Regions from separate parts of the Homo sapiens genome. Here region 2 is linked to region 1. The links are chromatin contacts, found by Hi-C in ENCODE. All regions are on one chromosome and are shown on one strand. The core of a region is the stretch at or near the end of the contact, and the rest is flanking DNA. Distances in the headings are between cores, read along the strand shown.

Evidence for each region. Hi-C counts contacts between places; a loop is a spot of excess contacts on that map. Pooled maps may share reads with other maps.
Region 2: a map of dorsolateral prefrontal cortex shows a loop between it and region 1 (4-fold over the local background). The contact joins two enhancer-like sites. A Hi-C loop is called at or near these places in 5 of 168 maps with a recorded cell type or tissue (Caco-2, HepG2, dorsolateral prefrontal cortex and 2 more), 9 of 37 single-sample maps with no recorded cell type and 17 of 50 pooled maps.

Annotation. Positions count from the first base shown.
Region 1 is chr9:117,642,513-117,646,989 of GRCh38, reverse strand. No RefSeq gene overlaps it. Among named protein-coding and RNA genes, the nearest start is that of TLR4, 60 kb to the left of the region's middle. Within about 2 kb of position 2,134, at least 10 of the 41 ENCODE cell types and tissues checked have a DNase peak (open chromatin) inside an H3K27ac peak, as active enhancers do; they include dorsolateral prefrontal cortex, where a contact is called at or near this core.
Region 2 is chr9:117,485,363-117,489,839 of GRCh38, reverse strand. No RefSeq gene overlaps it. Among named protein-coding and RNA genes, the nearest start is that of ASTN2, 73 kb to the right of the region's middle. RefSeq lists an enhancer at 1,898-2,057. Within about 2 kb of position 2,124, at least 5 of the 41 ENCODE cell types and tissues checked have a DNase peak (open chromatin) inside an H3K27ac peak, as active enhancers do; they include dorsolateral prefrontal cortex, where a contact is called at or near this core.

The DNA.
Region 1 (4,477 bases), core at 885-3,384:
CTGGCTGAATCACAGTTGCCTCATTGACAAAATGGGGAAAATAATTACTATCTCACAGGGCAGTTGAAATAATTCAATTTCATAATGCCTATGCCATTGTTTTACAAACTCTAACAGCTAACACCAAAGTAAATTATTGTTTTTATCATGATTTTTGTTATGTTCATCTATGCCAAGCTCATAAAGATTATGGGATTAGAAGAGCCAATTACAACAGCCCACCCAGCGTCTATGGAAGGGCCCCAACTTTAAAGGCAGTCAATATATCCATTTTTTCCAGAACATGAAAGAAACGTTGAATAGCTATTTATTGTCTTCCAGCTATAATTGATTATGGGATGAGAGTTGTTTTGTCGATCTTCCATTACAGTGCTTGAATAAAAGGTTAGTAAATAATAATGATAACAGAGAAAAACAACACATTCTTTCTCAAATCCCACCCACGCTGCCTCTCTGACTTGTGTATATTTGAAAATGGTCTTTACAAATATCAATTCTGGAAAAAAATTTACGTTGCATTATAAATATAAAAATAAAACCAAATCAAAATTATTATCTTGGCATCCTGGGGACCCTCCCTGGTGTGGATGAGGGGGCAGAAAAGAGGGAGTGGGAAAGAATGAAGGGAGGAGGACAAAGACCATGCCCGGAATTCCCATGCCAGCGGAACACTTGAACAGCCTGTTTTTCTGCCCTTTAAAATTAAAAACACAAATCAATCTCACTCAAATTCTAAAAGCAGAAAGGAATGGGGGATTTGACTGGTAATGTTTAGAAATAAATGATTTCTGGAAATGTATTGTGACTTAAAAATTGAGAAGTTCTGTCTTTGTAGAATGAAAAGAGAGAGAAGCTACAATTTCCACACGCAAACAAACACCCCATCTCATCAACTCCACCCATTTCCAGCTCCTGGACATTTGTCTTTATTTGTTTCCTCCTCTTCTGAAGCAGGATTTCTCCTGGACAGCAGCCTCCTCAACGTGGGGGCTTATCTATTTATCATCCCTCTCTTCCAACATTGCTTCCCCCACCACCCCCAGCCACACAGACAGCAGGGATTCTTCCATCATTCTTTTCTTCCTTTTCTTGGGGGCACTGTATAGTCTGACCCTAGGCCCTCTTTCTCTCCCACAAAGCTTTTATTTGAAAGCAACAGAAAAGAGGATGGAAACTGAGGGTAATAGAGATTGAAAGAGAGGAGACAGGAGTGGCTGCCAAGACAGAAAGAACAAGACAGGCACAGACAGCATGCAGGGGTGGACTGAAAAGTGAGAAGTCAGGGAAGAACATGGGTTAAATAATCGATTTCAAAACTCACTCTTTGCCAGAGATTTTAATCAAATCATTTCCTTAACCCCAGGAATCTTCTGGGAATTCATTCCCTCTTTCTCTGTCTCTGTCTCTCTCTCTCTCTCTCTCTCACTCTCTTCCTCTTTCTCTATCCCAGACTCTACACAGAGCCAAAAATGCCCTTAGCTATGGCCTGTGCCAGCACCACCACATGTATCTCTATTCCCTCCACTACACATAGGTGCAATCGCACAACCACACACCATTACACACACACACACACACACAAAACCACCCCCCACGCCATATACTCAAGAGATGAGAAAAACCAAGCAAGTGGCCTGAGCAAGGCAAGCCCAGATCAAAGGGTTTTGGACTAGTGTCCTTTCCCTCTCCGTATACTGTCTGAGGGGTACTGTAATTAAGAAACAATTTATTCCTTTTCCCAACACATTGGATAACTACCTCTCATTTTACTCAACCAAAGTGGCAACAAGGCACCACAGGCACAACCCTGACAGAGAAGGAAAGCATTCAGGGAAACTGGGAGGTGGGGTATTATAAGCCTTCTTATTTTTTTAAATGGGTACTATTCAAAAGGGCTGCTTTCTTCACTGGCTACAGGTTATGTAACATCTAAATTATTTCCGGAGTTTCTGAACAGACCAGAGGTTCAGAATAATGGCACCCGCCTCTCCAGATCTGAGGGCTGCTGTCTTCTCCCAGAAGCCCCTCCAAGCCGCTCTGACCCCTGGTCTGGGGCACCCTTCTTCCTTCCCGGCATTTTTTACAAACACAACCTTCAAAATTAGTTCAGAGGCTTTGCGACCCTTTTGTGGCCCTGCACCGCCATCATGTGGCCAGAGCTAACACTGCATCCATGCACACTTACGTGAAAACCAATGAAACCTTAAATGGGAAGTGGCGTAAGATCAGGATTAACCTCCAGCAGATCCTAAGTGGGGTACTTTCCTGTCTTTGCTGCTGGTATATGCTGCAAACTATATTTGGAGGCCTTTTACACTTATGTTCCTCCGCTAGCCCCTTTTCATGGAATGCCTCTTCCCTCGTGTACTCTAAGTTCTAAAATGTAAGAAACTTGCTCATAGGACCAAACACAATTAATCTCTGACCTTCAAACACGTTTCATTTTATTTATTGTGATCGTAGCACTTACCAAAATTCTAAACTGTATGCAAATTAAATGTGTGTGGATTTCTCTCCCCTACCAGGAAGTGAACTGGCAGATGGCAGAGACTGTTTTTTTCACACCTCACAAATAGTAACGAGTCTTTAAAAAGTATATATTGAATGGAGAAAATACAGCAAATAAATGACTCACTAATTTCTTAGCTACCCTGCTTAACTTGCCCTGATGACCTCTTCCTTCCTCTTTTCTGCACAGTGTTGGGCACTGTGCAGCATATAGGTAAGAAACCCTGGAGTAGGAATCAGAATTAGGTTACACCCATGGGAGCTGCGTACCCTTGAGTCAGTCACTTTTTCCTCTAGGAGCCTTAGTTTTCTCAACTATATAAAGAGAGGATTGAATTAAACAAATCACTAAGGTCCATTCAGGTAGATGACGAGGTAAGCCTAAACAAAACTGACTTTTACTAGAGGAATTTTGACTCTGCTTTAAGAGACAAGATGCACTATAGTTATATTCTTTTTCCACTTATTCCAAGGTAATAATACACAGTATTAGGTACCCAATAAATATCTGGAAAATAACAGATGAGAACAGAAAAAAAAGTCAATAAGAAAACAAATTGACCACAGAGCAGTTGTGAACGACAAATGGCACACAACTCCATTCGTAATTCACATTCAGACTTTTTATGTCCTGACATAAGCATGCTGCAAAAAGACGTATCAAAGGCTACTAAGGTTAAACATAGGCTGTTCTGGACTTTTCAGAGAATGTTTCTTAGAGGCAAATCACATTAACAGCCAAACAAATCTGGCTCTAGATAAAGGAGAGGATGTTGTTTGAGATGCAAGAAGGACAGCATAGTGCAGGTGTTACAAAGCAGATAGGAACAGTAAACAACAAATTGTGGCAATATTAGCCACGAATTCTTCACCTGGTTTCAGAAGAAGCCGCTATCAAGTTGTAATCTAAATGAGTATCACCTGAAAAATCACCATGCTCCTATAACCGGAAACCCAAGCGGAACACTTCTGTTCCTCATATTGTATTTCACTGATAGACACAGTCCAGCCCAACTGCTTATTTTCACAGACAGCACAGAAAGGAAGAAAGTCCACCTTGTGTTTCTGGAGACCTCTTCCTATGCCTCGCAGTGGGTCAGGCATGTTATATCTGCTTAACAAGTTGTTCGGTACAATGTCCTATGAACACTCTCTCTTCTACAAATATTAACAGATTTAGTACCTAGTACTGAGAGGTGACAGAGTGCTGGCAGTCCTCACAGCCCTTGCTCGCTCTCGGCGCCTCCTCTGCCTGGGCTCCCACTTTGGCGGCACTTGAGGAGCCCTTCGGCCCGCCGCTGCACTGTGGAAGCCCTTTTCTGGGCTGGCCAAGGCTGGAGCCGGCTCCCTCAGCTTGCGAGGAGATGTGGAGGGAGAGGCGCGGGCGGGAACCGGGGCTGGGCGCGGTGCTTGCGGGCCAGCGTGAATTCCGGGTAGGCGTGGGCTCGGCGTACCCCGCACTCGGAGCGGCCGGCCGGCCCCGCCGGCCCGGGCAGTGAGGGGCTTAGCACCTGGGCCAGCAGCTGCTGTGCTCAATTTCTCGCCAGGCCTTAGCCACCTTCCCGCGGGGCAGGGCTCCGGACCTGCAGCCGGCCATGTCTGAGCCTCCTCCCCCCCGCCCCTCCGTGGGCTCCTGTGCGGCCCAAGCCTCCCTGACGAGCGCCACCCCCTGCTCCAAGGCGCCCACTCCCATCGACCACCCAAGGGCTGAGGAGTGCGGGCGCAAGTCGCGGGACTGGCAGACAGCTCCACCTGCAGCCCCGGTGCGGGATCCACTGGGTGAAGCCAGCTGGGCTTCTGAGATTGGTGGGGACGTAGAGAACCTTTACGTCTAGCTAAGGGAGTGTAAATAAACCAATCGGCACTCTGTATCTAGCTCAAGGTTTGTAAACACACCAATCAGCACCCTGTGTCTAGCTCAGGGTTTGTGAATGCACCAATCCACACTCTGTATCTAGCTACTCTGATG
Region 2 (4,477 bases), core at 875-3,374, 160 kb after region 1:
AGCTATGGAGGAAAAGGTGCTGAGGAGTAGCTGGGGGCTCTTTTTTGCTGGAGTGCAGGGATTGGAGAGTCCTAGGATGCTAACAGAAGCTTGAAAGACAAGGAAGAGTTAGATCATGAAGGGCCGCAAATACCAAGCTAAGGAGCTAGGACTTTGATCCTGCACATGGTAGTGAGCTGGTGAAGGGTTTTGGAGGAATTTATACTATCAGAAATCGGTTTAATGAGGTTTAATTTGGTGGTTGTAAGTAGGAAAGTAGGGAGAACAGCTGGGAAACTAGTGAGGAGGAAGATATCAAGGGCCAGACCTGGAGCTATGAAAGAGGATGAGATGTGCAAGAAAGAGACAGATTTAGATGATGCTTTGATAGGACGTGAAAACTGATCACAGAAAAGGGGGAGGAATGTTTCTCTGAGGTTTTTTTTTTTTTTTTTTTTGAGATAGAGTCTCACTGTGTTCTCGCACTGGATCTCAGCTCACTGCAAACTCCGCCTCCCGGGTTCAAGCAATTCTCGTGCCTCAGCCTCCTGAGTAGCTGGTATTACAAGCACGCACTACCATGCCCAGCTAATTTTTGTAGTTTTAGTAGAGACAGAGTTTCACCATGGTGGCCAGGCTGGTCTCGAACTCCTGACCTCAAGTGATCCACCTGCCTCAGCCTCCCAGTGCTGGGATTACAGGCATCAGCCACTGTGTCCGGCCTCTCTGAGGTTTCAATTCAGATCTCCAGGAGACAGGGGGCCTTCTAAACATAATAAACGAGCAGAAGAAGAGGAACTGGGCTGGGAAGGAGGAGATAAAGCTTGGTCTGGATTTGCTCTGATTCTCATGATGCCAGCAGATATCCTTGAAAGCAGAGGCAAATAACTTTAGGCTCTGAATGCGGCGGCACACCAGAGAGTCCCTTCCTCCTTCCTGCCCCATCAGCTGCACCATTGGCCTCCACTCCTCTCACCATCAACTCCGGTGACCCAGCCTCTGGTCACTGGAGGAGGCAGAGCTGGCCTGGGTGGGGGGTGGCAGGAGGAAGTGGGTGGTGGAATTACCCACAAAGTGACTTCTCAAGCTCGCCTATTTCTGGTGCCTCTCCTCCTGATGCATCTCAACCTTGGCCTGAGCTAATGAACCTCAGAGAGCAAAGCTGTCTTTTGTTTGTTTGTCATTTTGAAGTTTTCTGGTTGATTAAGATCTATGCCAGCAGGAGGGTATAAAATCACCAGCAATACTTCATTCGAGGATCACAGGGCACTCTCATCCCCTTCTGACAAAATGCTGAACTTAATATAAAAATGCTGTCCCAACCACTTTAGATCAGAGAAATTGTTAAAAGGACTTTTTTCTTTCTCTTTTTTTTTTCCCATCTGAATTGTTATTTTTCCCTCCTCTTATCATTTTCTGCTTTGTTTCACACCCTCTGTAAATCAGGTTTCTTTTAAAAGAGCAAAAATTGAATTCTAGTTACAGACAAAAACTACAAATGAATTTCACACTGAATGAAGTCCAAGGGAAGGAAAAAAAAAAAAAACTGTTACTGGGTGACACTTTGAAGTTAACTTTTCCTCACCAAACCCCGGTTATCGTTTTCCTAAGGACCACGATGTCACCTACCCCTACTCCCAGCCCCCTTGCCCAACCTGTACCCTTGAAACTCCTAACTCTTAGCAGAAAAAGAATGCAGCCGTCACAGCTTCAGTCTTCTGGGGGAATGTAATTATCTAAACTGGCGCGGATCCAGAGCTCAGCTCCCCCATGAAAAGGATTTCTTATGAAAGATTAAGTGGTAACACATATGTCAACAGCACTCCCAGCTCTGGAGTAATTCTGAGCAAACAAGAAAATGGCAACAGTTCCTGTTTCCAATCTGGAAACCCTCCCCGGGTCTTTTTCCACCCCAGGTGTCACAGAGCTCTTCAATTTGTTCAGGTGTTGTATCATGGGAGCCAATAGACAGGTGAGGGGGACAGTACGTTTATCCACGGTGAGGCTTGAGGGGATGGGAGCCAGAAAAGCAGCTGGTTTGGAGGCAGCCCTATAAGGCTGGCTGTTTTAGGGACGCGGCACCGGCCACCAGGCCTGCGTAGCCCAGGCTCCCTCCCGTTTCCTGTAGCCCTCCGCCTTGGCAGGCATGGCAACACTGCCCTCTGCTGGGGCAGCACAGTCATCACACCCCACCCAAGCTCCCCGGGCCAAGGACGATGGCTGGGAATGTGATGGGGAGGAAAAGGCTTGACAGCCAAGCAACCGCTAGGGTCAGCTCTTGTGTGGCTGGAGTGTCAAGAGTCCCCGTCTCTGATGTGTGCCTTAACCCAGGGTTTTAGAATCGAACAGACAGATCTGCTATGTGACCCTGGGCATGATTTACCTTTCAGAGACTCAGAACAAAGAGAAAAGTCACCTACATTAGAGGACTATGGTGAATATGAAATGAATATTAGCTTTTCAGCAAGGGTGACCACACGTCCTGATTTCCCCAGGATGGTCTCAGTTTTTGCTTGTGGTCCTGATGTAATTGTGAACGGCACCCCTTTCATTCTCAAAAGGCAATAAATTATATGGTTAGCCTATCCAAAACGCAAGACACTCTGCCAGACATAGTAGTTACTCAGCAAAACCTAGTTTCTCTCTATTGTACTTGAATGCTGATCTTCTGTGAATGCAGATAAAGGGACAGGTGAGGCAGTTTCCTTTCCCTTTACTTCTATGGGGTAAACTGTACACTAGCTTTTCTGCATCCAGCAAAGAAAGCAGTATGGCAGTGTATGGAAAAATCAATAGTGAAGAGGGTAGGAGTCATAGGAAGATAAACCAAGCCAACAAATTTCAGCAGAATCCTAAGCAAGCCCCTTCGTCCTCTGTCCTGCTGTCTCCCACGTATGAGGAGTGATCACCTTTGCTTTTCCTTTTTTGTAGGACTGCGGCAAGGCCCAAATGCAGCAATGGGTATGAAAATGCAGTCATAGGCAGAAGCAAGGTATCATTATCTCATTTTTGATGCATACCAACTATCCACAATTGGATATTTTCTAGAGATACTTCTCTGAAAAAGATGCAGAAGTTCAGCATGTATAGCCCCATAGCTATATAATATACATTCATTTATGTCTTCCAAGCCTAAGAAATGTGGGGAATTATTGAAATGTCTACCACTGTGATAGCTCAAATCAGTGACAATGGCCAAATTTTGTTGCATCAATGTCCCTGAGGGGAAGCTGGCACCAATGCCAGGATAGCAGCTGATCTGCGTGTCTATTTACATAAATTTGCATTGGTGTGATGTTGAAAACTAAATGCCAATATTAAGGAAAATCGTTTTCTCCCAGACTAAGTCATCTCAGCAGAGCACAGTAGCAAGGAATACAGGCTCTGGAACCTGGCCTGCTACCCTCTATTTGTGTGACCTTGAAAGTTATAACCTCTTGTGTTGTATTTCCTTATCTAGAAATGGGAATAATGATAGCACTGACCACAGAAGGTTGGTGCAAGGGTTAAATAAGTTAATGTGTATGAAGGGTTTAGAGCATCACTTGACCTATTAAGTGCTGTGATATTAGCTGCTATTATTAACTCACACCCCATCCATTGTCCCTCACCATCAGTTTTTGTAACGCAGCCTCTGCTTTTTCTTCTATAAATCATAAAATTTAGAAATTTAGAGCTGGGAGGGATCTCAGAACATCTAATCAGTCACTTTTAGACTTTTATTTTATTCCTTTTAAAATAACTATGGAGCACTTTTTGAAAATAAAAGCTTACACGGAAACCCAGCATGGGGAACCATAGTAGCGTTGCAGTTAAGAAAATGGGCTTTGCAGATAGACAGGTCTGATTTCTAGTTCAAAGCTGCTTATTAGCCTTCTAACTCAGGGCAAGTGATTTACCTTGGCATTAAGCCTTCATTTCATAAAGTGTAAAATAGCAATCGTAATTGTAAATATTTCATAAGATTGTTATAAAGTTAAATGACTTCACACTTATTGAGTGTTTAGTGCAATGCCTGGCACATAATAAAGACCCAATAATTACATTAAATTCTTATGACTTTAATAAGTGAAATAGATACAGGAGAGCCAATCCAGCTGAAGCAGAGGAGAAGACATGGACCCCATGAAAGGCTCCCAGGGAACTTCTAGGACTCTGCAAAGCACAACTTAAAAGCTCCTGATCTAAGCCAACATCTGGAAATCAGAGTCCAGGAAGTTCTCAGCCCTTAATGTTAATTAACACATTCCTTCATCTCTAGTCGTTGTAATTGTTCTAATTCTGCCACTGTCCCCTACTGGTCATGTGATTGCTCTTCTTTTCCTTTTTCTTAAAGTTACAGCCCTGAGACAGTCTCTTTGGTTTAAACACCTTTTTCTAGGCCTGATTAAGCTGAGCAAGATTGTGTGGCATCCCCTGTGGTTGGCTCCCAATGGGGGTGAAAGTATCATGAACTTGCATTTCTAACATCTTCTGTTCCCTTCCTGTGCCTTTGACA